Regions from separate parts of the Homo sapiens genome. Here region 1 is linked to region 2. The links are chromatin loops, found by intact Hi-C in ENCODE. Cell type or tissue: dorsolateral prefrontal cortex. All regions are shown on one strand. Links, peaks and the distances in the headings refer to the core of each region. The heading gives the core; the rest is flanking DNA.

The links. A loop is a pair of places that touch in the nucleus more often than their neighbours do. Peaks named below come from ENCODE experiments on the same cell type or tissue, not always from the same donor. Only the 100,000 strongest peaks of a DNase experiment are listed, where the experiment ranks them.
Region 1: it touches region 2 in a loop (8-fold over the local background); 19 of 110 quality-filtered maps call a loop at or near these places.

The regions. Positions count from the first base shown.
Region 1 is chr2:23,345,732-23,361,269 of GRCh38, reverse strand. LINC02923 (long intergenic non-protein coding RNA 2923) reads left to right here. Exons shown (of 6, transcript NR_187213.1): 5 at 717-1,016; 6 at 3,345-3,826. Among named protein-coding and RNA genes, the nearest start is that of KLHL29, 32 kb to the left of the region's middle. RefSeq lists enhancers at 13,143-13,836, 14,884-14,943. In dorsolateral prefrontal cortex, for the core only: CTCF peaks have their summits at 9,347 and 9,555 (motif pointing right); DNase peaks (open chromatin) are centred at 9,259, 9,589, 10,749 and 11,069; H3K4me3 peaks cover 816 bases; H3K27ac peaks cover 760 bases.
Region 2 is chr2:22,347,239-22,362,776 of GRCh38, reverse strand. No RefSeq gene overlaps it. Among named protein-coding and RNA genes, the nearest start is that of LINC01884, 180 kb to the left of the region's middle. RefSeq lists an enhancer at 3,050-3,629. In dorsolateral prefrontal cortex, for the core only: CTCF peaks have their summits at 6,560 and 6,767 (motif pointing left); a DNase peak (open chromatin) is centred at 6,776.

The sequences.
Region 1 (15,538 bases), core at 6,788-11,787, 1.0 Mb before region 2:
ACCAAAACGTCTAATGATTTCTAGAGAGGGAGGGAGAAGTGTGTGTCTGTGTGTGTCTGTGTGTGTGTGTGTGTGTGTGTGTATAAACCTGCATGTGCCACAATAATTGAAAGTTGCATGATTTCAAATCGTCAAAGATTCAAGATTAAGCTATGCCGAGTAAAATTTTGACATGAATTGTGTTGCTGTTTTTTGAAAATTAGGATTTCACGTGAATTAGAGGGACTCATAGGTTGCTGCCGTTAGAGTCAGAGGCCCGGATTCATCAGCCTCTGTTCTTTGCTCCCACCCTCGAGGCTGCGCGTGACAAGTCTTCTGATGCAACCCCTCGTGCCCTGGGTCCATTTCCTGCTGCCCCTCCCTCTCCTGCTTGACCACGTGCTGGGGCCTCCTAGTGGCCTTGTCACCTCTTTGGATTCAGATTTAAATGAATCATTTACTTACATTTTACTCACATTTGAAAATCATTCTACAAACAACATTCTAATGGCGTTAAACAACTGCAGAATCTAATGAAAACCAGTCTTAACCTCACTGGAATCTCATTAAGAAGAGGGCAGCTCTTTTTTTGTGTGAAATTGTTGGAGATGATTTTATCTGGTTTGGTTTTGTTCGCCTTGCCTAGGAGAGTCGGGGGGCCGGGGGTAGATAAAAATCACAGAATATGGATTCACATACTCAAAAGATTTTAAAAATCCTCTTTCCTGAATTTACAGATGAAAAAACAAGAGCCTAAAGAAGGGAGGCAACTTTTCCAAAGCCACACATTAAACCTGTGGCAGTTAAGAGCCAGAACTGTGGTATCCTGGCCCTCAGCCCCACACCTCTACTGCAATACCTGGGATGTGGGCCCATGGATTGATTTATGGATTTTGACTAACATATCTTCAATTGAGCAATCACTCGGATGATCGATTGAACACTCCTTCACCAAACAAGGCTGGAGGCCTGGGATGGACGCCGGTGGTTTGAGATATGCAGAAGAAATGGGTCCTGCCCTCCGGAACACTCCAGAGGTAAGGTTCACAGACAAATGATGAAATGCTGTCTCATGAAGTACCTGCTTGTGGTCAGAATACTGCTTGCCCAGGCGTTTTCACATCAGTACAAGAGTAGCGTCTCTTTTAGTTCTGTTCAGTTCCACCAGTAGGTACTGAATAAAGGCCTCCTGTGTCCTGGGCGCTGAGACAGGCATGAACTGTTTGTTTATGATAAAGAACAACACGGCCATCAGAATGACTCATTGGGTCGGACTGAGAAGTTCACAGGCCAAAGGACGGAAGGAGAAGAAGGCCCAGGCAGGACGCCTTTCGAGATTTACCAACACATAAATGCTGCCATCTCCCTCTCTTGGAGAAAAAGAAACACGGCTAATATTAATAACCATGCCAGCTTTTGTGTGGCCCTTTGCAGTTCGTGACGTGCTTTTGAGTCCATTATCTCTTCTCATTGTGTGAAGTGGGAGAGCAATGAGGCTGGCATCTTTGGAGAATGAGCAGCCGTGGTTCCCCAAGAAGTCAAGCCTGGTCAGGCGGGTGGGTTATAGGGCAGCAGGCGGGCTGAAGTTATTCTTGCTGAGAATGTCCAGCAGAGGACAATCCCCTGAGTTAATGTCTTCCATGAAACCTTCAGCAAGCCACTCCAGACCAGAAGCTGGGTAGTCTGCACTGGTTTTCCTGCCCAGAACCTCATTTCTCCTTGGATTGAACACTTAGTTGGTGCTGGACATCCTTTCCAGCCCTTGCAGGCCACTCTGCTAAGTGCTGGGCCCTGTCCTTCAGCTGTGGCTGCTGCTAGAGTCTTCCTTCAACAAAGCTGGACTCACACTGGGATGAAGTGGCTGCTACCAGCTGGACTTTGTGAGTTGCCACTGTCTTGAGAGTCCATCTGCTGTGTGTGCCTATTCCTTAGAGACCCTTTAGATAGTTGTAGGGGCTGGGCATGGTGGCTCATACCTGTAATCCCAGCACTTTGGGAGGCTGAGGTGGGTGGATCACTTGAGATCAGGTCAGGAGTTTGAGACCAGCCTGGCCAACATGCTGAAACCCAATCTCTATTAAAAATACAAAAATTAGGTGGCGCGTTCCTGTAATCCCAGCTTCTTGGGAGTCTGAGGGAGGAGAATTGCTTGAACCTGGGAGGCAGAGGTTGCAGTGAGCCGAGATCACACTACTGTACTCCAGCCTAGGTGACAGAGTGAGACCTCATCTCAAAAAAAAAAAAAAAAGACAATTATAGGTTGTAGGGGGGCTCAAATTTAGCAGTTAAATATTGGCATATGCAGAAAAACGTTGCTGTTTTAATCTTCCCGAACTGGTTTGATCTTACTTTCTTGCTGATGGCAGGAAAAATAGCAATGATAACAAAAACACAAATACCACTACCAGCACTACCACCAAAAACTGTCTTTTGCCTTGACAAGGGAAGGTAGCATTCTTTCTTCTAGTTTAAAAGAGCCCTCATGACCCAGTAAATCATAAACCAATGAAAATTCATATTCTTTTTCAGGTCTGTGATTCCTCTCTCAAGCAGGCTGTTCTCCTCCTGCCCCACTTTCCCAAGAGGATGTCTGGGTTCAAGGCGTCTTTCTGTCTCCTGGCTTTGATGGGCTTGCCTGCCTGGGAGCTGTCCTCTGGCTGACCTGCTCACCCCTGCTTGTCCCAGGGCAGCTCTGTCCTCGCTAGCTCCACCACTGAAGTGCCCACTGCTGGGTGGATCCTGTAGTCTGTTTTCTTAGTGCAGGCCCAGCTTGGTGAATGATCTTGGGAGCTTGGCATGAGGGAGCTTCTAGATTCCTATGTCGCACTCCTAGGATAGGAGGACAGTAGGGGGGATGTTGTCTGTGGCCACCCAGACCACTCCCTCGGTCATTTCTAATTTGCCACCCTGTATCGTGGTAGACACCTTGCCCAACAGAAGGTTTTTTTGAGGCCCCTCTGATTTTCCTGGGATATGCAGGGAAGCCAGGCGTAAGCAGCTATGTGCTGGCCTTTCCCTGCAAACCTGTCTGACACTATCAATTTCTTTTCTACCCCCAGAGGTTGCAACCACTGGAGAGAGCCAGAAATTCCTATCTGACCTCTTTCCCTTTCATTTTCTCTCTCCTGGCTCTTCCACTAGCAGTGGAAGGATCTTCTATTTTGTTTTTGGTTAGCTGGGAGCATCTTTATGTCATATTCTGCTTCTAAACTCTGTGACCTTCATCACTGTCCTCCTCCACCTTCTCTGGGCAGCACACTTTTTTATTCTAGTCTGGAAGAAGAGATTCAGGGAAAAGGGAAAAAAACTGGTTGAGTGAAATTACATTTCCAAAGTAATTCCATTTTTTTCCATGTCACTTCTAGAATATCATGGCACTTTATAACATCAGTGTCAATCAGCATTGATTGACAAGCCCCCTGGACTTTGGATGACTTCTCTGAAGCCCCAGCTGTGCCTGGCTGGGCCATCTCCCTTCTCCACTTGGCCACAGCATAAACTGCAGTCAAGCCACAGGAGTGACCTCAAGGCCTCAGGCCACTTTTCCAGCCTCAGCTTTTCTTAGGGGCCCAGCCCACTTACAATAGAAATTTGCCAAAGACTGGGTTGGTAAGTAATGGATAAGTTTTCATATTTACTATTTTCATTTCTGAATCTCTCTTTACATGCAGTTAAGCCAGGAAATCCTGAAAGAACACTCTTCAGAATGTTTTTAAGTAAAACAACAAGTTTCTGTTAATTTAGGGCCAACCCATGAGTAAACAGATAGAGCCTGAGGTATTCTGCACCCTGTAATTTGTGGACTTCTTAGGATCTTTTAAAATAAAGATGAATAGTGGGTGGTAAATGCCAAGACTTTATAAGAATCAGTTCTCCCTGGGAATTGGTTTGGCGGGTTACATTAAAACTTAAACCAGTTTGTCTATGGCCACATTCCTGTGTTTGAAGATTGAATGTGGAGTCAGAACAGAGTTCATCTGGGCCTGTTGAGGGGCTCCTGGTGGGGTCCTAGGGTGGAAAAGATACAGCCACATGGCTTCAGGTCAGATGGGTTTCTGCCTGAGGACAGGAGCCTTTGCTCCTCTCTGTCCCTCCTCCGGGCGCTCCCCTCATTGTTCCACCTGCTGTGTCCCACCCTTCCCTTCTGGGCCCTCCCCACCTTGCTCTCCTTGCTGCCCCAAAATGCACCGCTACCTTCCAGCTTTGGAGCTTTGCTCAGCCCCTTCCTGCTGGCGATGCACCCTCCATCCTCTCTCAGAATCATCCAGGGCCCTCTCAACCCCAGGTCTTCACCCCTCTGGGGCTTGCCTCTGGAATCCTGCAGTGCTGCCTCCCCGCAGGACTCCTGCCTGCCATGCTGGATTCGGAAGCACTTGGCCTTAAGTGCTCGCAGGCTAGTTCTGCTGCTGGCTCTGCTGGGCCCCGTCTTGGCCTCCGTTGTGCTTTGGCTTTCCTGAGATGAGGCCAGGGTGTCCCTCTCTTCCCTGTGCTCCTGCCGTCCACCTTGGGCGTTGGGCCATCATCATGATCAATAACAGACAACTGGGTAATGGATGGCATCTTTCTTTCCCTCCATAAACTAAAACCCAACTGACACTAGTTCTTGTATATCTGAATCACCCTCATCATTGAGAAACGACTGGACAAAGCCAAATCCCTGCTAATTTCTCCTCCCCTAGCTCAGCTTGTGCTGGCAGCCCACACTCCCCCCATCACAGGGTCTCTGTGGCAGAGAGAGAAGGCCAAGTCACCCCGTTCACAAACAGCAGAAGTTAGCATTGTCTTTACCTGTGGAATGGGATTCTTGAGAAGTCTTTTATTTTTTACCCAGGTTTTCTGGTAAAATCATCAAAAAATAGAATCATGTCTCAGAAATACAGCAATATACTATCTTTCTTCAGGGGGTCCTGAGCAAATTCTTTAGTAAATGTTGATTTTCCAGAAAAATAAAACTTGGGAAGTTTTCTGTAGGTTTTGGTGGACAAAACAAGCTTTTTATTAGCAGAGTGATGGTGATGAGGATGACGATGAGGATGATGAGGGCTGAGGGGTCTGCTTTCGAGACTTTTTCTTTTTTCTTTTTCTTTTCTTTTTTTTTTTTTTTGAGATGGAGTCTCGCTCTGCTGCCTAGGCTGGAGTGCAGTGGCGTGATTGCGGCTCACTGCAACCTCTGCCTCCCAGGTTCAAGCAATTCTCCTGCCTCAGCCTCCCAAGTAGCTGGGATTACAGGTGCCTGCCACCACGCCCCGCTAACTTTTGTATTTTTAGTAGAGACGGGGTTTCACCATATTGACCAGGCTGATCTCAAACTCCTGACCTTATGATCCACCTGCCTCGGCCTCCCAAAATGCTAGGATTACAGGTGTGAGCCACCACATCCAGCCTGAAGCTTTTTCTTTGGTACATTATCATTATTCTTTAAAACTGAGAAAATACGGATATACATAAAAAGAGGAATGAAGAAAAATTTAATTAGTTATATAAATTAATAACATTTGACACTGAGTTTCAGTAACAGTGTCTAATATGGAAGGTCTTTGTAAGTATTGAAGGGAGTGAATGAACTCAGAAGAGGATAAGCCATCGGTAATTATCTGCCAGACATTTCCCCCTTCCGTATATATGCACCTATAAATACTTGTTATATTAATATATAAGATACTTTTTTTGAGATAGGGTCTTGCTTTCTCACCCAGACTGGGGTGCGACATATGGATGGAGCTTCTTCCTTTGCCTCTGCAGCTGAGTGTGAATCCAGGTAGCTTAATCTCTCGCCTTCTTAAATAGTCTTGAGAGCATCACTGCAGTCTGCATTGGTGGTTGGTAGTGGTTGTGCCACAACAACATTTCTGCTGCAGTGGTAGCCTGTTGACAGACAATCTAACTGCTGGATCGGAACATTTCTTCCCATGTTGGGGGCTAACTCCCTTGCTGACCCGAGTGTAGCTGCCTGCCCAAGTCTCCTTCTTTCCCAGTTCCTGGACCACACCCGGCTCTTTTTCACCCTGGAGCTCTTGCTCATGCCATTCCTTGCGCCATAAATATCATCCTCCCTCTGACCACATGGCTGGCTCCTTCTTAAGAGTCTCAACTTCCAAGTCACCTCCTTGCTGGGGCTTCCCTGACCACTCATGTGAGCATGTTCTCTGCCCACTTTGAGGTTCCTCATTGCATCTCCTTCTTCCTTTTCCTTGTAGCACTTCACATTTTGGAAGGACTGAGTTGTCCACTTGGTGAGGGCCTGGCTCCTTGGGGGTCATGAGTGCTGTTTTGTGTATCTGTGTGGGCATGCATGGAAACAAAGCCATAACTGACTGGAGAAAACGTGGCTCCATCAAACTCATTAATTTACACACACCAAAAGGCTAGACTCATCTGGGATTTTTTTTCTCCCTCCAAACGGGCAGAACTGGCTTATTGATTTGGTACCTGGGAAGATCGCTTCATAAGCTTCAAAGATCTTCCCAGGTGATCTCCTCCATAACCAAGCCTGCAAATGTCACTCTGATTCTGACAGTCCCTAATTTGCATCTCCAGGAAGGCCTCCTCTCAGCGCTTTAGCCTCTTATATCCAGTGGCCTGCTCGGCAGCTGCATGCGGGTGTTGCACACACGACTTAAGCCAGGTGTGTCTCTAATAGAACTCTGGATCTTTCTCCAAACCCATTCCATTCTTTCCACCTCAGTAGTTGGTGCAGTCTTTTATCTAGTTCCATAAACTAAAATCTGGAAGCTGTCTGTGATGCCTCCCTCTTCTTTAGGTTTTTTTCCTGCCCCATAAGCAATTTCCCAGGTAGTCTGGTTCTTTTTACTTCCACCATATATGTTGAGTCTCCTCACTTCTCTCCAACTTGACCGCCATCCCATAGAGGCATCCCTTCTGGACACACGAAATCCTCCCAGCAGGGTTTCCTGTGTCTTCTTTTGCTTTTCAATTCAGTCTCCACACAACAGTCATTTCAAAACTTAAATCGATTCTCATTACTCTCCTTTCCAAAACTTCTCATTGAATTCCTATTGTACTTGAGTAAAATTCCAGCTCCCTGTCTTGATCCATGAGGCATCCGTGGATCTCTGCGACCCTGTCTTGTGCCTCCTGCCCTTTCCCCACAGTCGAGCCTCGATGCTTTTCCCTGTTCCTGGACCACACTAGGCTCCCTTTCACCCTGGAGCTCTTGCTCATGTGATTCCCTGTGCCATAAATATCATCCTCCCTCTGACTACATGGCTGGCTCCTTCTTAGGGTCTCAACTTCCAAGCTACCTCCTTCCTGGGGCTTCCCTGACCACTCATGTGAGCATGTTCTCTGCCTTCTTTGAGGTTCCTCATCGCAGCTCCCTCTTCCTTTTCCTTGCAGCACTTCACATTTTGGAAATACCAAGTTGTCCGCTTGGTTAGGGCCATGCTCCCTCCTTGGATCCTGTGTTCCAAAGGGCAAGTCTGTATTTGTCTTATCCACCATGATACCCCAAGCGATCGAGACTATCCTGGCCAACATGGTGAAACTCCATCTCTACTAAAAATACAAAAATTAGCTGAGTGTGGTGGCGTGTGCCTATAGTCCCAGCTACTTGGTTGGGAGGCTAAGGCAGGAGAATCGCTTGAACCCGGGAGGCAGAGGTTGCAGTGAGCCAAGGAAGCTCAATATTAAATATTAATGTCCATATGAATAGTGTAAGATTTTATTATGTCTTTACCATTTTTATGATAGACTACCCCAGATCCTCTTTGGAAGCAGGGAAAGCTTCAAACAATTTTTTTAATATCATAAAAATAAAATTATTCATAATTCCAAAAAGTGGAAACAACCCAAATGTCTATCAACTAATGAGGGGAAAAATAACATGTACAGGTTGCAGTGAGCCGAGATTGCACCACTGCACTCTACCCTGGAGACAGAGTGAGACTCCATCTCAAAACAAAACAAAAAACAAAAAAACCCATGTATTTATCACATAATATTTGGCAATAAAAATAAATAGAGTACTGATACATGGACACCATGGAAGAACCTTGAAAACATTCTGCTAAGTGAAAGAAGCCAGTCACAAAACAACATAGATTGTAAGATTCCACTTTATGAAATGTCCAGAATAGGCCAATCCAGAGACAGAGAGTAGATAAGTGGTTGCCTAGGGCTGAGGGGTTTGGAGGGAATGGGAAGCGACTGCTAGTGGATGTTTGGAGGTAATGAAAATGTTCTGAAATGGTGTTGATGGATGTGCAACTTTTTGAATACACTCAAAACCACCGACTTGTATTTTATTCTATTTTATTTTCTGAGACAGAGTTTTGCTTTTGTTGCCCAGTCTGGAGCGCAATGGTGCAATCTCGGTTCACCAAAACCTCCGACTCCATGGTTCAAGCGATTCTCCTGCCTCAGCCTCCCAAGTAGCTGAGATTACAGGCATGTGCCACCACGCCAGGCTAATTTTGTATTTTTAGTAGAGACGGGGTTTCTCCATGCTGGTCAGGCTGCTCTCGAACTCCCGACCTCGGGTGATCTGCCCGCCTCGGCCTCCCAAAGTGCTGGGATTACAAGCGTGAGCCACCATGCCCAGTCGACTTGTATTTTAAATGGGTAAATTCTAATGATATGTGAATTATATTTCAGTGAAACTGTTACAATTAAAATTAATTAATTAATGGAGTTAAGAGCACCCTTGCTCTCTGAAGACAGATAGACTGGCTAAACAGACCAAGGAGATTGGCTTTGTGTCAAATGCCCACTTTGATTAGGGTCCATCCTCCCTCTCTTTCCCCTTCCCTCTCTTCCTCCCTCCCTTAAATGTTTCTCAGCATTCTTCAGGACTCTGGACCAGAGACGGATTAGACTTAGCCTTTATCCTCAAGCAACTAAGTTTAGTTGGGGCAGGACAGGGTGGAACAAAGGGAGGAGCACGGTGAAGACCTCATGGAGCTCCCTGGGTGCAGGCAGAGCCTCCCGGGGATTCTGGTGAAGAACTCTCTGTGTGGAGAAACATCTTTTGTAACAGCAAATACTGTTTTATTTCTTCATTCTTATATGAATTCAATAGACAATTACTGTGCGGGTTGCTGGGGTACAGAGATGCGTAAGAACATGTGTCCCCAAAGAATGGGGTGGAGGGCACAGGAGCCAACCATGGAATCCTAGCAGGGGTGTCAGAGGCTGAAGAAGGTCCAGAGGGGACCGCGCAGGGCAACCGGCCAGGCTTCCTGGGAAGTCAGTGCTGGAAACAGGAGACTGTGCTCGGCTTGGTGAAGCAGCTCCGAGCCTGTGATTTGTCTGTAGACAGCTCGGTTCGGGTGAGCCCCAGGGCTTTCCTGACTGTTACCGGCCTAATCAAGGCAGAAGGCAGCGTGGTGACCTCCCTCCCAGGCGCCAGGATGCAGCTGTGAAGGCCTGGCTGGGAATTGCTTTGAGGCCGGAGGGGGGTCTCCTCCCCCGACACCCGACAGCCCCTCTTCCATGGCCACAGGGGAGTTGCTGAGCAGATCTCCCCTCCCCGGGAGAGGAGGGCAGGCTGCGTGGCCCTGGCAGGAGAGCATGCGGCAGGCGAGCCTCCGGCCGCAGAGATGCCGGGCTCTGTGCGAGACGTTTGCCGCTAGAGGGAGTGCCACGTCGTTCTCCGTCCCCACCACGGACTCCCAGGGCCGCAAACGAGTTTGGGCGGAAGCCAGGGCTTTGGGGCTTCCTGGGAAACTCACTGTCTTTGCCTTTGTCCTCTCCATTTTGAGATTTCTCAGAAGAAGCTGGACCTAAGAATGCTTCGCATAGTTTGGCAGAATTTGCGGAGCCTGTTCCAGCCGCGTGGGTCTGGAATCCGGGATGCGGTCTCTGGCCTGTGCAACCCCTGTTTAACCCGGGGCTGGCCTCTGGAGGGCAGGGAGGCTGGGAGCAGAGAGAAGCACTCAAGGACCTGAGAAATGTAGAAGGTCTTGGATTTGTTTCCCTGTGTGCAGTCCCCTCTGGCCCTCAGAGCTGCAAAGGACAGACCCCTGGGTTCTGGGCAGGGGCTCAGCTCTGGGATTCGTTCAGTGCTTAAAAGGAGGGAAGGGAACTCAGGAATAAGAACGATCAGGCTGGCAGGACATGCAGCTGTTGTCAGAGACCTGGAAACACATGGGCCAGTGGAGCTGATGGGCCCCGTGGGGTGGGTGGGTGGCAGCATCCAACTGGTCAAGAATGGCTCTGCTGTGGCTTCCTCAGCATGGCCCTGTAAAGAGAGCAGAAGATGACTGTGGATGGCCCCAATTTCTGACATGAGAGGCCCTCACTGGCTCAGGTCGGGCTGGCCTCCTGAGGTGACTGGAGGATGGCTGCCACCTTTGGTGTCGGGACTAAGACTGGAAAAGTGGCGGGTCCAGAGAAAAAGCCCAGGCCCACAGCTTCCGCTGACGTGGCAACTATGCTTTTGGACTGCATCCTGGACCTCTTTTGACCAGGCCCTGTGAAGGGTTGCAGGAGGTTCAAGGCCCCTTTATCTCTCTAGCATTGACTCTTGGGTCTGGGCAACAGACCACCCTTTGCAACCTCTGGGCCCAGGCAGCAGGTGTGCAGGTGAGTGCAGCAGGGGCTTGGCAGCCGGTCACAGCTCCCCACCGAAGCTGCGGGAAGCCGGCGGTGCACCATCTGCAGTGGAGCAGGTCAGAGTGGGCCTGCTGAGGCTCCTGTCACTGCTGCGGTTAATGCTGCCGATTACCATGGTTACCCGGAGGCTGGAAGCTCTGACAGTCAAAGGCAGAGCAGGAGAAGGATGTCCTCTCCCTGCTCTGAGCCACATGGCTGCCTCTCAGTCTCCCTGGGTGGGCAGGATTCTTCTGGAAAATAAAAGTGCCTGGACCAGAGACGTTGTCCTGCCGGGGTTCAGCTGATCCAAGCATCATCCATCCCCAAGTGCCGGGGGCCTTCAGGGAACCCTGTTCTGAGCACATTCAGTGGGGAGGCGGGAGGCAGAAGGGGATTCTGGGCCTTGTGTTTGCTTTGCTCAGTCTTGGAAGGATAGAGAAAGGGAAGAGAAGATGCTAGTCTGGGCCTTAGGGAACTCTGAGTCAGAGGAAGGAAGCAGTTCGCGAGCTGGGTGGTGGATTCAGTATCGACTCCTGAGGATCTAGGAATGGCTTTCTGGTCCTGTGCCTACAGTGGCAGCTTGGGGCTGTGACTGTACCCTCTCCAAATAGGGCACTGGCCAGGGAGTCAGGACACCTGCTTTGCCAGTCATTGTGGGCTCCAGCTCCCGCTGGGTCCTGGTTTCTCCATCTGCAAAATGGGGTTAATGATTACTAATCCCCCACCTATTTCAAGTCTGTGGGGAGAATTTTTTAAACGAATAATTTTGTGCATTGAAATGAGCCAGCAGATTTCAAGTCTTTGGAGAAAAGGCCTTATTTATTATTATCATCAACTCATTGAGCAGAAATTCTGTTTATCTCCTTTACTGCCTCTTCGGTGCTGCATGAACTGAGAGCGATATCACCTCTGCAAGATGACGGGGCCCTGCACAGCTGTCCAGACCCCAATGCTGGGGAGTCCCGGGACCTGGAGAGGCCAGGTGGGGCTTCATCTGAGCTCCAAGGGGACATGGGGATCAGAGGGGAAAAAATGGGACAGGTACTTCAGGTGCAAATGCTCCTGCAGAAGTCTGAAGATTCTCAAACAGGGTGCCTAGCCTGGAGGGGAGGAGCTGGGGAGAAGGAAGCGGGGGAGGTGGGCAGAGAGTCTGCCTGGGGGCCAAGGGGCCTGGTTTCGAAGCTTTTTCTTTGGTGCGTTATCATTATTCTTTAAAACTGAGAAAATATGAATATACATAAAAAAGGGAATGAAGAAAAAATTAAATTAGTTATATCAAATTAATAACATTTTGACACTGAGTTTCAGTACAGTTTCTAATATGGAAGGTCTTTATAAGTATTGAAAGGAATGAATGAACTCAGAAGAGGATAAACCGTTGGTAAATATCTGCCAGACATTTCCCCCTTCTGTATATATGCACACATAAATACTTGTTATATTAATATATAAGATACTTTTTTTTTTTGAAATCGGGTCTTGCTTTCTCACCCAAGCTGGAGTGCAGTGGTGCAATCATGGCTCACTGTAACTTCCACCCCCTGGGCTCAAACAGTCATCCTACCTCAGACTCTTAAGTAGCTACAGGTGCACACCACCACTCCTGGATTATTTTTAAAATATTTTTATTAGAGATGAGGCTTTGCCATGTTGCCCAGGCTGGTCTGAAACTCCTGGGTTCAAGCCATTTGCCCACCTTGGCTTCCCAAAGTGCTGGGATTACAGGCGGCCTATATCATGTACTTTTAACGATAGGATTACGCTGCAACAGGCTCTCCTGAATCTGTGGTTTTGATTTCTGAAGTTTCAGTTACTGACTGTCAACCATGGTCTGAAAATAGTTGAGTTCTGTACAATAAGATATTTTGAGAGAGAGGGTGCATTCCCATAATTTTTATTATACTATATTATTGTAAATATCCTATTTCATTATTATTGTTAATCTCTCACTGTGCCTAATTTATAAACTAAACTTTATCATAGGCATGTATGTATAAGAAAAAGCTGTGTGTGCATACGGTTTATTACTATTTGCAGTTTCAGGCATCTACTGGGGCGCTTGGAACGTATGCCCCGCGGATAAGGGGGGTCTGCTGTATACATACTGATTTAAAACTTGTTTCCTCCCCTGAAAAATGTAAAGGAGATGATAAGTTTGAGGTTCTTCCTCCTCAGAAGTTTGGGTTTGACCCCTGAAGTCTGTGTGTCATTCAGATCAGGTCACGAGGTTGAAGGAAGGGGAACAGCATGACGTGAGGCCAAAGGATGAGTCCCTCTGAGGTGCCAGAGTGACACCAGCCGTCCCCCAGGACACAGGGCTCCCCCCACACTGCCCTCTGCAACAGGTGTGCCGCCCCCACACTGCCCTCTGCAGCAGGTGTGCCGCCCCCACACTGCCCTCTGCAGCAGGTGTGCCGCCCCCACACTGCCCTCTGCAGCAGGTGTGCCCCCCCCACACTGCCCTCTGCAGCAGGTGTGCCGCCCCCACACTGCCCTCTGCAGCAGGTGTGCCCCCCCCACACTGCCCTCTGCAGCAGGTGTGCCGCCCCCACACTGCCCTCTGCAGCAGGTGTGCCGCCCCCACACTGCCCTCTGCAGCAGCTGTGCCGCCCTCGGCGCCATTCTTAGTCTTGACTCCCTTTCACTTAGGGTTCTTTTTCTTCAAGGGAGGTCACTCACTGAAAGAAAAGTTCCTGCTGGGAAGGGTGTCTTTGGTCAGCTGAGCTTCTCGAGGGCCTCCCGGTGTCTCCCTTTGTACCCGAGAGAGCCTTCCTCACTGTGTGCTCTCAGCCTCAAGCTGCCCGCAGCCCTTCCTCCCATGCCTCATCTGTGCAGACGTCTCCACCTTTATCTCCAGGGCTCTGAATCCCAAGTCTCCTTGGCCACCAAGCTGCTCTCTGAGGACCGCCTGCTTCCTCACTGGCCCTCTGGTCTCCACGCACCCTCTCCTTATCGCCCATACTTACACAGCAGCCCGTGTTAATGGCAAGAGAGAAGGCGGAGGTGATGCAATCCTGGCACAGTCACAGTCTGCTGAGCAGGTGGTCCCAAACGACATGCTGAAGAGGCCTGGAGACGTAGGACACACAGACCTCGTCCTCCTAGGCTGGGCACGACAAGACCCCAGGGGCGTTTGGCTGCAGGCCTCCTGGCATGGACCCTCTGTCTTCTCCTTCCCTGAGGGTGTGGCCTGCACACCTGTGATGCATTGCCTGTTCCCGGCCATTGGCGGGCTGCCGGGTGAGATGAACTGTTTGATTCTGAAAACCATGGCCACTGAAGTCTCTGCTTTTAAAGTTCTGCTGTCAGACTTTTATACTTTCTCTACGTCGAGGGCTGTTGTTCACCCTCTTATCGTCATGCTTCCTCTTGGCTTGGAGAAAGCCGTGGAGCAAATGCTGTTCCCGTGTTGGGGGCAGGGAGCCTGGAGAGAAGGCTGGCTTGTCACTGACAGGCTGGACCAGGGTCCTACATGGACAAAGAGAAACTCAGTTGGGACAAACGTGAAGTTCTTCAGTGAGGCTGCCCCTCCATAAAGACCTGCAAAGATACACGCACAGGGAATGCTGAAGACGCTGCTCAGGATCCAAGTGACATCGGGCCCTCACCTGCTTCAAGTGCACCCATGGCTTCTGGCACTGAGAATATGCTCTGTGCGTCTTTCACAGCTGACCAGAGCTGCCGATCGACGTCCTCTCCTTGTGCTCCCCTTTCCTGCTGACCACACGCCTGCCAACCTGATTTGCCTTCAGCTTCCTGAACATCTCAGGCTCTTTCTAGCCCTGAGCCTGACCCCTGCCCAGTGAGGGTCCTGAGTGCCCCTCTCCCATGCTCCCTGGTCAGCCTCCTTCCCATGCTTCCAGTCTCAGCTCAGATGTCACCTCTTTGGGGAGTCCTTCCCTGGCCACATTATTTGAAGTAGCTTCGCTTCCTCCCATATCTTCTGATCTTTTTCTTCATAGCAGGTGTTTCAGTTTTCATCTATTTGGTTTCTTTACTTATTTATTATCTGTCTCTCCAAGTATTCTCCATGAGAACCAGGACCATGTCAATGTCATTCAGCACTGTGTCCCCAGCACCCAGTGGGATGCAAGGCATATAAGAAGTGCTCCATGAATGGTGAATTGATGAATAGTTGAGCAACAGGTGTAAGAACGTCTTGGCTCTAGGTGACTTTAAGCTCAACCTGGGTAAGACATATAACCCATCACTCCAGTTGGTGTTCTGGATCTCTGGGCACAGTTCTAGGTTCACAGAATAAGTAGTACATTAAAAAAATGGCACGTGCCTGGAGGACAGTGTGGCTAGAAACCATGGGCTTTGAGGAAAGGCAGCTCAAGGTCTTTCTGTTGGAGAAGGGCAGGCTTGGGGATCCCTAAGAGGTGTCCACAGATATCCAAGGCCTTGCGTGTTGTAGGAGGAGAAGACTCATTTTGTGTGCAGATGGTGGGTGCCTTGAAGGAAGTGATCTTGCCATCACTGGAGCTGGTACTAGAAACTTCTCTTGGGGAGGATGTGAGACTAGATGACATTTAAAGTTACTCTCAGCCTGAAGTGTCTCTGCATCTGAAACTAATTTCGAAATATCCTTGTAGGGCTCTGAAAAGTCGTCTTACCTGGGAGAGATAAAAGAGTGGACAATTCCTCTTTTATAAGACTTATTGTCTCTCTGAAGCAGTTCTGTCTGGGCCCGTAAAGATCCATGTGTGTGTGAGAGAGAGTGTGTGTGAGTGTGCATGTATAGCATTTGGTGGTAGATTAGATTATCATTGAGCAAATGTTCACTTGATGTTACTCCTTCCTTTGCTGATGGCATATATTTGCCCCGCTCACTTTGGGCATGGCTGTGCAACCACTGCATGAAGGTGAGAGGGTGCTGAGGGGTCACGTGTCCATGTTTGTCCTCTGGTGCTCCTGCCCCCACCATAAGATAAGGTAGTTGCAGTTCCAAAATAAAGAGACCCACGGAACAAACTGTGTCCAAGCCCAGCCAAGTTCAGCTAACCCC
Region 2 (15,538 bases), core at 4,103-9,102:
TCTCAAAGAACTCAAAGCAGAATTACCATTCAACTCAGCAATTCCATAATTGGGTATACTCCCAAAGAAATATAAATCATTTTACCATAGAGACACATGTGCACATATATTCATCGCAGAGCTATTTACAACAAGAAAGATATGGAATCAATCTAGAAGCCTTTCAATAATGGACTAGGTAAAGAATATGTGGTACATATATGCCATAAAATAGTATGCAGCCATAATAAACAAAATCATGTCATTTGCAGCAACATGGATGCAGCTGGAGGTCATTATCCTAAGTGAATTAACACAGGAACAGAAAATCAAATACTGCATGTTCTCGCTTAGAAGTGAGAGCTGGGCATATATTATGTCCATGTGGACAGAAAGATGGGAACAATAGACCTGGGACTACTAGAGGGGAAAGGGTCGAAAAACTATCTATTAGGTACTATGCTCACTACCTGGGTGCAGGATACCCATGTTACAAACCTACACATGTACCCCCCAAGCCTACAATGAATGTTGAAATTTTAAAAAAGAAAGTTAAATTTAAAAAAGAAGAAAAGAAATAACAGCTCAATATGAGTTAAATGGAAATATAGCACAGCTAAAGAAAAAGTTAGTGAACTAGATCATAGATCTGAATCATCGTCAAGAATGTAGCCTAAAATATAAAGAGACAGAAGAAATAAAAAAGAAGTTAGGAGAGACAGAAGATATCTAGGAAGATCCAAAACACTCCTTATAGTTCAAAAACATGAGGTAAATGAGAACTGGGAAGAAGAAATATTTAAAAAGATAACGGCATAAAATTTTCTTATTTACAAAATAGCAAATCAGTGAGGTAAAGATAAACTAATAAATGATGCAGGAATAAAAAGGTCACGCATCACATCCAGCATGGACACATTGTATGCAATTGTGAAAATAACCTGGAACGAGCCTAATGATGAATTATCAGGACACTAAGTTTAATTAATAAAATGTAACAGTCTCACAGTACTTTAGAGCATTTGAAATAAATAAATTTTATTCCTTCTTTCCTTTCTTCTTTATTTTTTTCCTGCTTCTTTTCCCTTCCTTTCCCTTCCCTTTTCTTCTTTCTTTCTTTCCTCTTTTCTCTCTTTCTTTCTCCCTTTTTCTCTCTTTCTCTTCTGGAGAAATTAAAATGCATACTGTTAAGAAAAAAGTGAGTTATAAAACATACAAGAATATGATACTAAGTATGTATATTTAAAGCACATTTTGAAAGCCCTAGATATGTAATTCATGGTGTGTATATGTGCCTGTGTGTAGCCATGGGGATGGTGATGATGGTGGGTTGATGAGTAAGTGACAGTGCTTAGGTAGGTGAAAGATTTGGTGGGAAACCAGCAAGGCCCTATGCGGTTTTCCTTCAGCTGCTTCTTCTGTTCAAGCCATTATTGTTTTCCTAATTTTAGGCAAAGATGAGAATCATTGGTCTGATGCTCCTCAATTGCTCACTGTCATTTACTTTGTTCATGGAAGCAATGCAAGAAAAGTTTGATGAAAGTTTGAAGAAAGAATACTTGCCGAATTCTTGGTAAATAGAGGCCAGCATAGCTGAGGGGAAAAGTTCTTGTTGCTAGCATGGCTAGGGAGGAGAGAACGAAGAAGTGAGCAAATGTATCCCCTCAGGGATATATGAGGCAAAATGCCCAGTGTTCTAGGGTCCAATTTCACCAACTTTCTCAACTTTAGCAAAACCATTCATTTTCCTCTTAAATAAGAACCATTGTCATTTTCTGTGTTGCAGGATAATTAACTAACAGGGATAAGGAGCTGTTGAAATGTTAAGTGTCATTACCTGGGTGACTCATTTTTTAGAGTAGCTTTGGAATGTGATTGGCAACGTTTGTGAGTCACAGTGGGGAAAGTTTCCAGTGTTAAAACTCTAGATTTCTAACCATGCTGAACTCAGAGTGTAGAGCACCAATTAAAATTTCAGGATGCTAAGTTTGAAGCTCAACTTTTCAGAAGACATTAAGCTACCTGTGGAGTAGTGCGATATCTAGAAAGTACACCTTCAAATCTGCTGTTACCACAACTCATGAAAAATCTTGAGTTCTAATCATTCAGTAAACAGCTTCCTATTCCTTGTGCTGTTTCTCAGGAGGTGTGGTATAAATTGGCCATAAGAAAGGAAATTTAAACATTGATCTTCTACTATTAAGTATTAACTAAGGAAGTTAGCATTTATTTATTTCATGATATTTAGTGTTAACTATAGAAGATGAAAGTCAATGGTTTTTAACCTTCAAGAAATCAATGTTACTTGTACAGAAGAAACTATTTCACCTAAAACAGAAAAGGACAATAGAGGTTTAGTTTAATCAAGTGTTAACTTTTGAGATACTGGCAAAAAATGATGCCCTAGTTTTGATATGTAAAAAAGATCTCAGAGCAGGTTTGACAGAGATGAAAAGTGCCTAAGATGTGGGTAAGTAGATTAAAAGACATAGTACATTTCAAAAGGAGGAGCCCATGAAAGAATCTCATAAAAAGTAAAATTTCATTTTCTCTTTATTTTCTTCATTTTCTCCATTCATGTTATTTTAGGTCCTGCAGAGAATATGTAGTTTGACCATAAATGCTGTTGAAAGATCATATAGTTAATGCTATAGTTTTTTAAATGTAGAAATGGCTTCAGGCTGGATCTAACTGAGCAGTCACTGTAAAACATACTAAACCACAGAGAACTTGTGCAGACAAGGATTTTTAAAATGTATTTGTATGATCTCTTTGGAGTAGAGGGCACTAACAACTTAATATGGCATTTTTTTTTCTGAAATCAACAGAAATACAGGCAGTTGGATTAGAGGATTAATGGCGCCCTCATTGCCTGAACTGTTTTTTTTTTTTTTAATACTCTTTTAGGCAGCATATTGTGCACAAGGATTTCTGATTATCTTCTCTGTTATGCTTAGCAAGAACTTCGGAGGACTACGAAATTGGACTCAGTAGGTGTTTAAAAAAAAAGTTTATCAAATGCTGATAAGAATCTATCCAATTCTGGAGATTTTCCAGTTCTAAGGAAATTGCTTTATTTGCAGTATCTTTATTCCCTTGTTAACTGATTGTGTTTGTGTATTTCAAGTATGTGTCACTTGACAGGAAAAAACTATGTACTAGAAAGACAAGTTATGACAAAAAATTGTTGCTGCCTTTCTCTGGTGCTGTATGACTCCTTTATTTGTATGTATGCTCTCTACCAGAGGACTACACTCCTTGATAGGTCTTTGGAATAGTCATTAACACCTTCATGTGGGGGCAAGATACACGGGCATCCTGTGGGGAGGATAACGAGTTTGGGATTGTATTGCAGGGATTGCATTCCAGCTTCCAATTTTTTTCTATATGTCACTCATATGCAAGTAATTCTTGAGCAAACCATTCCCCATCTGTTCAGATCTTGTTATAACAAACTCAGCCATGACAGATTATGGTACATAAAACAGAATAATAAACTTTGCTCAGCTGGATGTACAAAGTAAGGTGAGAAAGGATACACAGGGCCCTCTGGCTACAGAAAGCTGCAACCAGGGGAGGAGCATTTTCTATGGGAAGTGTGAAAGGTATGGAAAGGGAAGGAAATGCAGGGCTGCCTCTTTGATAAACCACTTCTCCTGCCTGCTGATTAATGTAAACAGGCAAATTAGAGCTTTGTCCTGAGCTGTGTGTCCTCAGGTACAGCCCTCTGCTGTCTCACCTCATAAATGTCTGCATAAAACCCAAGATCCTCACAGAGCAGAATACAGGCTAGATAATGTGGCTGCCATCACGAGACGTGGCATAAAGAAAAATCCCATCATTGTGAGTTGAATAATCTCTCTAGTATATTCCAATGAAAAGACCATTTCGTTCATGACAGTTCTAAGATTTCCATAGACTACCTCTTTGAAGAGCGATTTTCAACTCTAAAGCAACCATGAGTTCACTTTTGCAGGAGCATCCTGGAAAAAGGGTCTTGTTTATAACACTTTGCTCCAAATTTTTGCCCTTGCAGGAAAAGGAACAGCATGTGTCATGAAAGTCAAAGTGAAGTTGGCATTTTTAACACCAGTGATATTGAAGAAATTGCTGTGTAGGTCACCTGTGTACCCCTTTCCAGGGGTAAGCTGTACTCTCCAATTAAGCTGATGTGACCTCATGCTGCACCTCTCCTGTCCTGAAATAGTGAGCCAGTGGCCTCCTTTGTATTGCTTAGGCAAAAAAATGCTGGGGGTTCATTTTTCTTGTTTTTTTTTTGTTGTTGTTATTGTTTTGTTTTTTTCTAAGTTGGGTAGGCTACTGTTGATGCATAGACTTTCCTTGGGAAAATCCACTGAACACCCCTCCTCCCCCACCCCCTCACCTTCCCACATCTATCACCAGGTTTACCCTTTAGTGTGTTGCAGAACTAGGCAGATCAGCAACTAGTGCATTTAGAAAATAAAAGAGTGAAGAAAATGAAACTATAATACTCAATGCAGTGGTTTCTCTCTCATCTTCCATTCATGGTCATCTTCAAAGAGAGGAGAAGGCCCATTACTCACATGTTTTCACAGCTATGTGGGTGTGTGCTAGGTGGTCATTATGCAGTTCATCAAAACAATCTAGAGTATTTCTTCTGAGAGGTGCATTATTCCTGGGCGATAAGACTGGACTTCAAGACTTCAACATAAAGAGGGTAGACTGCCATATATCTAAACAGAGTTCTAGAGCCAACAATGGGCAAAAGGTAGCATTTGAAATGACAACAGTTGAAAACAATTCCAGAAATATTGACAGATACCAAAGCAGCTCAATAAACCCTAAGAAGATTCATGTGTTTAAAATAGGCAGTTAAAAGTCTTTGTCACCTGAAACCACTATTTAGATTATCTGCAAGTCTGTTTCCATTGCACCTTTTCTCTTGATTTTCAGATACATTGTCCTGCCTCTTAAACATGTTCATGTTTGTGATTTTTTAAGGTAAAAAGAACCACAGAAAGTGTAAATGATGATATATTCTCCCAGGGAATGTTTAATCTGTCGGCAGATAATGAGCAACTGATCACTACAACCAAGGGTTTGCATGTTCTCTTTTGAGATGTGGTCTCCGTAAGGCTCTGTTCACCTTTGAGTTATATCTGTTTGTAGAATATGGCATCCTTGGGCTTTTGACCTAGCTCTGGAAAACAGAGAGGTTCACTACTACCCTCTAGAGTTTTAGTTTTAGTTCTTTAGTTTCCTACTCAAATTCTTCAGGAGAGACTAGTCATAGGTTGACTCCTTCTGGTTGGATTTTGTTTTTAAAACACTGGGAGACCATAAGAGATTTCTTGCTGTTTTTAGCAGCTTTTGATCTAGATACCCATACTCCCATGCCACCACAAATTCAGCAAATGCCCGGGGGAGGAACCAACTGTGTGTTTGGGGGCTCTACTATATTCTAATCTGTTTTATCAACCTGTCTATTAAAAAAAAAAGAAAACAAAAACACTATTTTCTCTTTCCTTTAGTAGACACCCTCAGCTTTTGCCAAGTCTGATTATTGGCCCTCATCCAGAATGGAAAAATACCTTCAAGGGAGAAAAATCTCCTGTGAATTTCAACACATCAAAAATCCAAGTTAACTCCTCCCTGAATTTTAATTCATTTGGTCCTCATTAATTTTGCAGCTCTCTCATGTCTTTTAAAATAGGGTATATATAAGTCATCTATTTTTATTAGCGGTTGCAAACAAACTTTGTTGACTTGATGTGATCTACTGCATTCTACCCCGAAAGAATAACTGAAAAAAATCCACACTTATATCACGTTAAAATGGCAGCAGAGCAAGAATACTAAACCTGGAAAGAGATGGAAAAAGGCCTTGGGGTCTAAGGTGGGGCACATCCAGGTGATAAGTAGGTGAACAGCCAACTCCCTGATAGGCCATAAAAAGTCAACTGGCAGAGTGGTAAAATAGGAAAAAAGCTAGACACAGGAATGAGAAATTTTAGAAAATAATATATGTAAAGAATTAAGCAGGAAAACAACGTTAGGAAAAATTCACAACAGATACTAGATTCAAAAAAATCGGTTTGATTTCAAACATCTTTGTACAGTGGCAAAAGCTGGAATAAGAAAGGCATGACCTTATGTCTAAAGGAGCTGAACTATTGGCAGTGACTGAAGCAAGGTGCAGGTGTTGGAACAGGTGTTATAAGCACAATTTATGTTTCTAGTCCTGTTGCACAGATCAGAGTGAATTCAAAAATGTAACCTGGCTTAATCTTGTAGTTTTTGAGCTCCTTAGCTGAAATTATGCAAAGCCAGATTCTCTTGTCCAAAGGTACAATTATTCTCAGAGCCTGAGACAGAGAGGAAAAACGGACCTGCACACGAGGGCTTCCTTTTCTCCCAAATTCTGCCTTGATGTGGTTTCCTACAACTTACCCTTGATCAGTCCTCTTTGACCCTTATCTGTCACTTGTCTTATTACTTACTTGTGTGTTTTAAAGTGCTACAACTTAGAAGCTGAGTTTAAATCGCATTTCCCTTGGTCAAAAACTTTCTCTGGCAAAGAGAAAAGACTGTAAAGATCAAAATAAATGGAAATCAATACAAAGAAGACATTGAAATTCTGGCCCATTTGCCACTGTCACCTGCATAGGGCAGGCAGGCTGGTATCAAAGAGAAAGTAAGATTTGTTGGTAAAAGGTACAATAAAATTTATAAAGTCAGGGGTCTTCATTGGAGTTGAGTGGTCCCAGCTGTGGCAGTTTGGCCTTTCTCAATGCTGCCCTCTGCTGGCCATAATGTGACCTGCAGGAGATCTCACTAAATGTAGGCTTAATTTACAAGCCTCTGTCCTTCTGCACCCTGCAGGGATAGGGAATGAGGAGTGAAGCTCCGTGGCTTTCTCACTGATGCAAACAAATCAGAGCATCAGGAACCATCTAGAGGGAGACAGGCAGAGCTCCAAGAAAATAACAAGGCAGTTTTTTTGGAAAGTGTGGATAGAACCAAATGAACGACAACCAAGAGTAACTGAACATGCTTTCACAGTAAATGAGGGAGATGATGAAGCTGCCAAGAAGTTCTAGCATGTTAGGCAGTGGGAGGAAACTAGTTGCTATAAGGCAGAACTTTTGAGGGATCAGGATTCCCAAATGTTTCCTGGCTCGTAGCTAGGAAAGGTTTACAATGCTAAGTCTTTGAAGGTACAACTTAGTAGCCAGAGGTGCTAGGTTTTCACCATTTCTAGTGCCAAGATGGTTCCCAAATGGTGGTTTTTTTTCTTAAGTAAAAATCTGGATCAATGGACTCGGGTCCTCCAGGTAAACTGTCCCTGTGGAACCAGCAGTCCTACACTGAACTTAGAAGGAGGCTGGCGACTTCAGTAGCTACAAAATCAACAGGCCAACCTATCCTCACTACCTTCTTCAAAGCTATTGATTCAAGATCGCAAACTGGACGCCCACCAGCCACATGCTAGCAAAGATGTTTCGTGTGTGATGCACCTTCTGTTTTAGTCAGCTTATGCTACAGGAACATAATGCTATCGACAGGTCTTATACAACAAATGCTTACTTCTCTCAGTTCTGGAGGTCGGGGTATCTGAGAGCAGGGTGCCAGCACAGTACGGTTCTGGTGATGACCCTCTTCCTGGCTTGCAGAGGCTGCTTTCTTGCTGTGTCCTCACCTGGGGGAGAGAGAAAGCTTTGGTGTCTCTTCCTCTTTTTATAAAGACACTAATCCCACCATGAGGACTTCACCCTCATAACGTCATCTCAACCTAATTTCCTCCCAAAGGTCCAGTTGCGTCCTATCATCACATTCGGGCTCGGGGCTTCAACATATGAATTTTGGGGAAATGCAAACATTCAGTTTATCACACCTGGCTTTTACGTTGCTATGAATTTGTTACAATTATTTAAAACCAGTTGACCTGTGAACAACATGGTGGTTAGGGGTGCCAACATCCCATGCAGTCAAAAATCTGTATATAAGTTTGACTCCCCCACAACTTAACTACTAATAGCCTACTATTGACCGGAAGCTTTACCAATAGCATACCTGATTTACACATTTTTTTATTATATGTATAATATAATATATTCTTGCAATGAAGTAAGCTAGATAAAAGAACATGTTATTAAGAAAATTATAAGAAAAACAAAAGATGCTTACTATTCATTAAGTGGAAGTGAATCATCATAAAATTATTCATTGTCATCATCTTCACGTGGAGAAGGCTGAGGAGGAGGAGGAAGAGGAGGGGTTGGTCTTGCAGTCTCAGGGATGGTTGAGATGCAGAAAGTCTGCTTGTAAGTGAACCTGGACCCACCCAGTTCAAACCCATGTTGTTCAAGGGTCAACTGTGCTAGAATATTTCACATGAAGCCCAGATTTCCTGCTTTTCTAAAGACTTAGAAGTTATGAAAATATTGGACCCACATTTTGCATGACAACAATTAGATGTAAGTTGCCTACTTTATTTTTTTATGTTTTTTATTTATTTTGAGATGGAGTTTCACTCTTGCTGCCCAGGCTGGAGTGCAGTGGCATGATCTCGGCTCACCGCAACCTCTGCCTCCCAGGTTCAAGTGATTCTCCTGCCTCAGCCTCCTGAGTAGCTGGGATTACAGGCATGCACCAGCACCCCCGGCTAATTTTATATTTTTAGTAGAGACAGGGTTTCTCCATGTTGGTCAGGCTGGTCTCGAACTCCTGACCTCAGGTGATCCGCCCACCTTGGCCTCCCAAAGTGCTGGGATTACAGGTGTGAGCCACCGCACTCAGGCAGTTTTTCTACTTTAAAAGGAGCATTGTGCTGTACCCCATTTTCTTATATCCAACATGCTTCTGTTCCATTCATTTGTATTCCTGACTGAACCTAGTCAGAAATTAAGTTTACAAGCCAGGTACACAATAATTTTTAAAGTTGATATGTCTCACAGAGGCTGCCAAGATAGTTTTGTAAAAAATCTCTGGAGGCAAATGGATTTTCTGTAGGATCGCACATCACCATCACCAATCATGGAATTACTCTCTTTCCAGTCTTCGGTTTGTTAGTTTAGTTGAGTTTGGATTTCTTCTTTGACTTTCTCTGTAGCTCATTTTACTCAGTATTCAAAAATAATGGCTACAGATCAGTTTCCCTTACCCATAAAACCAGGATATAAATCACAACTCATAAGGTTTTATATGAAATTCCATGAGGTAATGCACATAAAAGTTTTCAAATTGTCACTGTAATTCTATCAGTATTTAATAGTGCTATTTGTTGTGTCAATTTTTTTTAAGCTATCCTAAAGCTCAGTGGATTAAAACAACCATTTATTTAACTTACAATTATTTGTGTTGATTGGATAGTTTTTCTGGTCTGAGATAGCTGAGTTGATCTTTCCTGGTCTCTCTCCGATATTTCTATAATCAGCTGTCAGGTCACATCATGGCTGGGGTGGTGGCTAGGTGATCTAGGATGGCCTCACTCACATGTCAGCCTATTACCAGGCAGCTAGGCAGAGCCACAAGATGACTGGGAAATATGTCTGCCATCATTCAGGAGGCTGGCCCAGACTGCTTTATACACAGTTTGAGGTTTTCAAGAACAGCAAGTGAGTGCAAGCCTCTTTATGAAAGACATCAAATCTTTGATAGCATGTTTGCTATTTTCCCATTGACAAAGGATATCACAAAGCAGACTATATGAACAGAAAAACTCATTACACCTTGGATGGGAGAAGCTTAAGAGGCACTTTGCAAAGGATCAAATGTACAGGGACGGAGAGAATTTGTGGCCATTTTTGCAATCTATCAAACTGGTTATTATTTTTGTAGTTATTTATATTATTGATAAAAATCAATAATTAAATGTCAATAAAGTAAGAGTGTCAACATCTGGCCATTTAACTTCCCTATGCCATATCCTCACTTGTTTTCCATTAACACAGAAATAAAGCTAAAGCTATTTATATAGTAGTCTACCCTTATCCTCAGGATATGTGTTTCAAGACCCCAGTGGATGCCTGAAACCTCATATAATACCAAACCCTATATGTGTATTGTTTTTTTCTATACATGCATGCCTGTGATAGAATTTAACTTATAAATCAGGCACAGTAAGAGGTTAACAACAATAACATAATAATATAGAACAATTATAACAATATGCCAGCATCGCTACCCTCGTGCTTTGGGACCATTATTAAGTATAAAAATGTTACTTGGCTGGGCACGGTGGCTCATGCCTGTAATCCCAGCACTTTGCAAGACCAAGGCAGGTGGATAACCTGAGGTGAGGAGTTCAAGACCAGCCTGGCCAACGTGGTGAAACCCCATCTCTACTAAAAATACAAAAATCAGCTGGGCGTGGTGGCAGGAGCCTGTAATCCCAGTTACTCTAGAGCCTGAGGCAGGAGAATTGCTTGAATCTGGGAGGCAGAGGTTGCAGTGAGCCAACATCACACCATTGCACTCCAGCCTGGGAAACAAGAGTGAAATTCCATCTCAAAAAAAAAAAAAAAAAAAAAAAGTTACTTGGACTCAAGCACTGTGATACCATGACTAAGTCTCATAACGAAGAAATCTACTACGTGACAGGTAGCGCATACAGCATAAAGATGCTGGACAAAAAGATGATTCACGTCCCACACGAGACGGAGCAGAACAGCCCGAGATTTCATCACTTTATTCAGAAAAGCATGTGATTTAAAATGTATCAATTGTTTATTTCTGGAATTGTCTATTTAATATTTTTGGCCACAGTTGAACACAGGAAACTGAAATCACAGAAAGCAAAACTGCTGATAAAGGGGAGGCTCCTGTACTAACATCCACAGCCTTCTGGGCTATGACTATATGAACCTCTCTTGCCTCACCTCCTCTTTACCATGTAGAACATGGATTACACTCATTTAGAACTGCTTGACATTCTTATATACTATATATATATATATATATGTGTGTGTGTGTATATATATGTGTGCATATATATGTAAGTGTATATATCTATATATAGGTACTGCTTGCCACCTTATATACTATAGTATATGTATACTGCTTGCCATCTTATATACTACACCATAGTGTGTGTGTGTATATATATATATATATACACACACACACTATCTGTATATACTGCTTGCCACTTAATACACTTTTCCAGTTGTGCACATTTTATATATTATCTGCTTTCCAAAAACCAGCTAAGAAACTTCCATTCAGATCTCAAATTTCTGCTTACATTTCACGTTCTCTGTAAAAGCCTTCCTGACTCCTATTTCTCTCCCACAAGGTAAGTTTCTCCTTGCTCCATAACACCTCTATTACACTTCACTGAATATACCTGCCTAGCTGCAGGCACCACTCACAAATCTGTGTGCAGCTGTGGTGGGCCTATGTCCCTATTCGAGACAGCACTTGGCAAAGTGTCCAGAATCTAGTAGGTTCTCAAAAAAGTGCTTGTGGAATGAAGGTACAAATACTAGAGTGACATACAAATTACATAGCCTAAATGTCATCTAGAGACAGGGTTAAAGATACCACCAATATGGGTCCTAGAGTGTGTGAGAAAGTCCTAATAACCAGGTCATATTTGCGTGCCTAGGTATCCTTGACTTCAGATAACCCAACTTTTATCGTTCTGAATATGTTTCATCACAGAGAAAACCTTCTCTCCTTTCACTCTCAGTGTGAATAAATGCTCTGTCAAAAGTGGGCCATTCCCTGCTATGAATTGATAGGATAGGGTCAAGCATTTTCCAGATCTTGAAACTAAGTTTTGTGCAAAAGTGCATAAATGCTGTTAGTAATGTATCTGGAGAATAGGATGTAGCCAGTGTACACCAGGGGACAGAGTGCTTTGTGAGAACGATTTATGATCTGTCAGGTGGGAACTTTTATGGTGCTGTGCGAAGAGACAAAGAAATTTTAGGAGCTGCTCAAAGCAACACAAAATATGCTTTCGAGCTTAATGAGGAGAGGTGATAGAATCGGGTTGGCACGTAAGGCTGGCTCCATGTGTTAGAGAAAAGCTGAAATGTTCTTAGTGTTATATATTTTGATTTTGCTAAATTTGTTTTGGGCAGAATGGATATTTATGTCCCTGCTCAACAAGCAGCGATTTCAATGTCTATCAATATAATAAGCGTTTTATTTGAAAATTGTGCCCCATGAACAATTTCTGTGTGAGTATGTCATAATTTTTTTTCATGCAAAAGCCTTCTTTTCTCGGGAAAGTGATGAAACCATTCCTCATTGTCTTGACTAAAGAAAGCAGCCTTACACAGGCCAAATAATTTTTACTTAGCTGATTAGAAAACATTCCCACAGGCGTCATCTTAAACGAGTCAAAGTATTCATATTGATAATATTTCTAAACTTCTAAATCTACAGTCTCTTGATCTAACTACTGACCAATAAGGTTTCTACAATGAAATAAACTTCAGATTTATAGTGACAGTAGCCAAGATGAACTCAACAGTCCTCAAACATAGAAGGGCCCTATTAGAAAACTTAGATAGAAACCAACTCTATTAACTATGAAGAAACAGGGGTCAAAGTAGTTGAAGTGATGGATCAAGATTCGAATAGCTCAAACATGTCAAACATAAGGACTGCACTCTTTTCACAGTCTATGACTGTCTTTTGGTGTCTTATTTTACTTGTTGACAAAACTGCATTTGCAGTTGTTCTAATCAGGCTTCACAGAATATTCTCAACTACCCTAAAAACGACTAGAAGAAATGACTGCTTCAGTAGACTTCACTGTCAATACCATGGCAATGCAAAAGGCCCCCAAATCCACCACACCACACCACAAAATTGATACCACAATACCATAAGTGTGCAGAATAATGCCTATTGATTTATTCAGGAAACAATGGAAAGGGAAGTATCAGTAACATCATATATATGTATGTTCTTTTTCTGACAAAAAAGAATAAGCATGATGAAAAACATGGTTAATGTTTTCCAGATTTGATGCTATATATATTTTCCTCCAAAGATAAATATGAAAAATTGCATCCATCTCTTCATACATCCAGCCAAAAAAGTGCATACCTGTGTACTTAAATTGTCCTAAAGTAATGCATGTCAATATTAGGAAAGTGCTCAAAACCTTAGGCGAAGATGGCCTGATATTAAACACTTGCTGGATGAAATCTTAAACCAAGAATCTGTTTGTCCCTTGATTATACAGTCTTATTTTATTTGTTTATGCCCATCCAAGTGGTCCAGAAGGAAATGCCCTCAACTCCTTTGATTAATGGGTGGCAAACTTCAGTCTGCATGAGAATCAATTGTAGAACACACACACACACACACACACACACACACATATATATAATAAAAATATTATATACAAAAGATATATAATAAAATATGCTATATATAGTATATTTTATTGTGGACTATATATATATATATATATATAGAAGCTCTGGAGATGGAGATGGAGATATATATCTCAATCTCCAGAGATTATGATTCAGTAGATCTGCAGGGAGATGGGGATTACAAAAGTCTAGTCTAGTTTTCATATTATTACAGGCGAAACTAAAAGTTGATCTGCAAGTATTTTGAGGATCATTACTCTAGATTTTAAATCATTTTTGCTAACCTGGGAAGGCATATTTCATATTGGGTTGTGATCAGACTTTTTTCTGAGGCCTGATAAATTGTCATACATTTGAACCAAGTAAGGAAAAAACATCTGCACAGAGATATCAGGTACAGCCAGTATACAGTAATGGGGTAAAGGAAAAATCTTAGGCACTAAAGTGCCTGAATTTGAGCTCTAACTTCACTACAGATTAGTTATTCATCCCTGGGAAAATTAGTCTCCTTCTACCCCATGTTTCTCCTAGGCACACGAGAGCTAATAATATTAGTTGCCTTACAAGATTGTTTTGCTGATTAAATGAATTGAAACAGAAAAAGAAAAAAAGGGAGGGAGAATGTGCACATAGAAAAGTGTCTGTAGAAAAGCAAACTAATTGTATAAAGTCATATGAATGTATATGCAGAAACTGACAAAATTGAGTGAAAATACAAGCAGAAGTATTATAAAACTTTAGTTGATTTGAGTCTTTGAGGGGAATGTATTGATTCAAGAAGGAAGGGAGTAAGACGCCTTCAGAAAATTATAGTAGGCTTTCAATGACCTGAGAAGGTAATAGAATATAGTAGTCAGAGTCTCTGATCAGAGTCATCAAAGATTCACTTTATGCAAGTTGAGTATCATGATTCTTTTCTGTTTTCTCTTTGGACATCCATTTGCAGACATCTGTGTTTTAGAGAGTATATCCATGGAGGGCACTCCTTGAATATCTGGCCATTATTCTCTTGTGGACCTTGTCTTGTGGAGAGTTGAAGTAATTGAGAGATGGAGCAATATGTGTTTGTACTTTTTATAGGCTGTGATCCTGATTCTGACATCCACCTCTGGTCATATCACACAGTAGAAGAAAGGGATTATAAGCCCAGACTCTACAAAACCAATATAGACGTGTTTCTCCTATCTGAGGAGAATTCTTTTTCTATGATAACATAGGGATGTACTTTGAAAAATGCATTGGCAGATGCAAAAGGATTTGTACTTAAAAAGGAGAAAATATATTGTTTTTAAACACATTTCACTAAAATAATACATATTATAAAGTAAAATTTTAAAAAATGTGCTGCAGTAGTAAAAATAAAATAACTCCTTGCTTAGTACTCTAAGAGATTATAATTGATAACACTTTGAGTGTGTCAGGCATTTTCGGAAAAAAAAACTCACTCTATATCCATCTATGAGAATGATACTGGATATTTGATTTGTATCTCATTTGGTTTGCAAAACATGGTATCATGATCAGTTTCGTCTGTCTTTAAAATTAGTTGAAAACCTAATTTGTATTGATGTGCTGTAATGGATATGGAAGTCTTCTACTTTTGAGAAAGTAGATTGCCATTCTTCTCCATTATAAATACTGATTTGTATATAAAATTGTTTTCTAGAGAGACAGTTCCAATTTGCAAATCAAGTACAGTGCAAGAGAACATTCATTTTCCTGTACCCTTGTTAACACTGAGTATGAATGATTTTTTAAAAATTTTAAAATTAGCTAGTTAGTTCAATAAAAGGACTCATTTTTACAATTTATTTTACTGAATTTATCATTTAGCAGTAAAGTAAACTTAGTTTCAGCCAGTTGAGGATGTAGAATTTGGAAATGAAAATTTAGTGCCAACTGTATGATCTGCCTTCCGTTCTTGACTTCTCTCCCTGCTGGTTGGGCTTAAAAATGAGCCTGTCACCATCTGTCTGTGTCTGCCCCATTTCTGTTCCTCAGAGGCAGGCATGGGTGCAATCACACAGACACCCCTTGATTCCACACATAATCAAGAGGAAAATTCAAAACCCCAGGAAAAAAGCTTTTCACAGAACAAGAATTGCATCCTCGATCTTTACATGCTAGAAACAGCCTTCAATTTTCTCCATGGAGATCTGTTTTATGTGTTATTTTGGTTTGCTTCTAACCCTGTTTTCTACTGCAAAAAGGCAATTTCTATTACTGGACTCTTGATT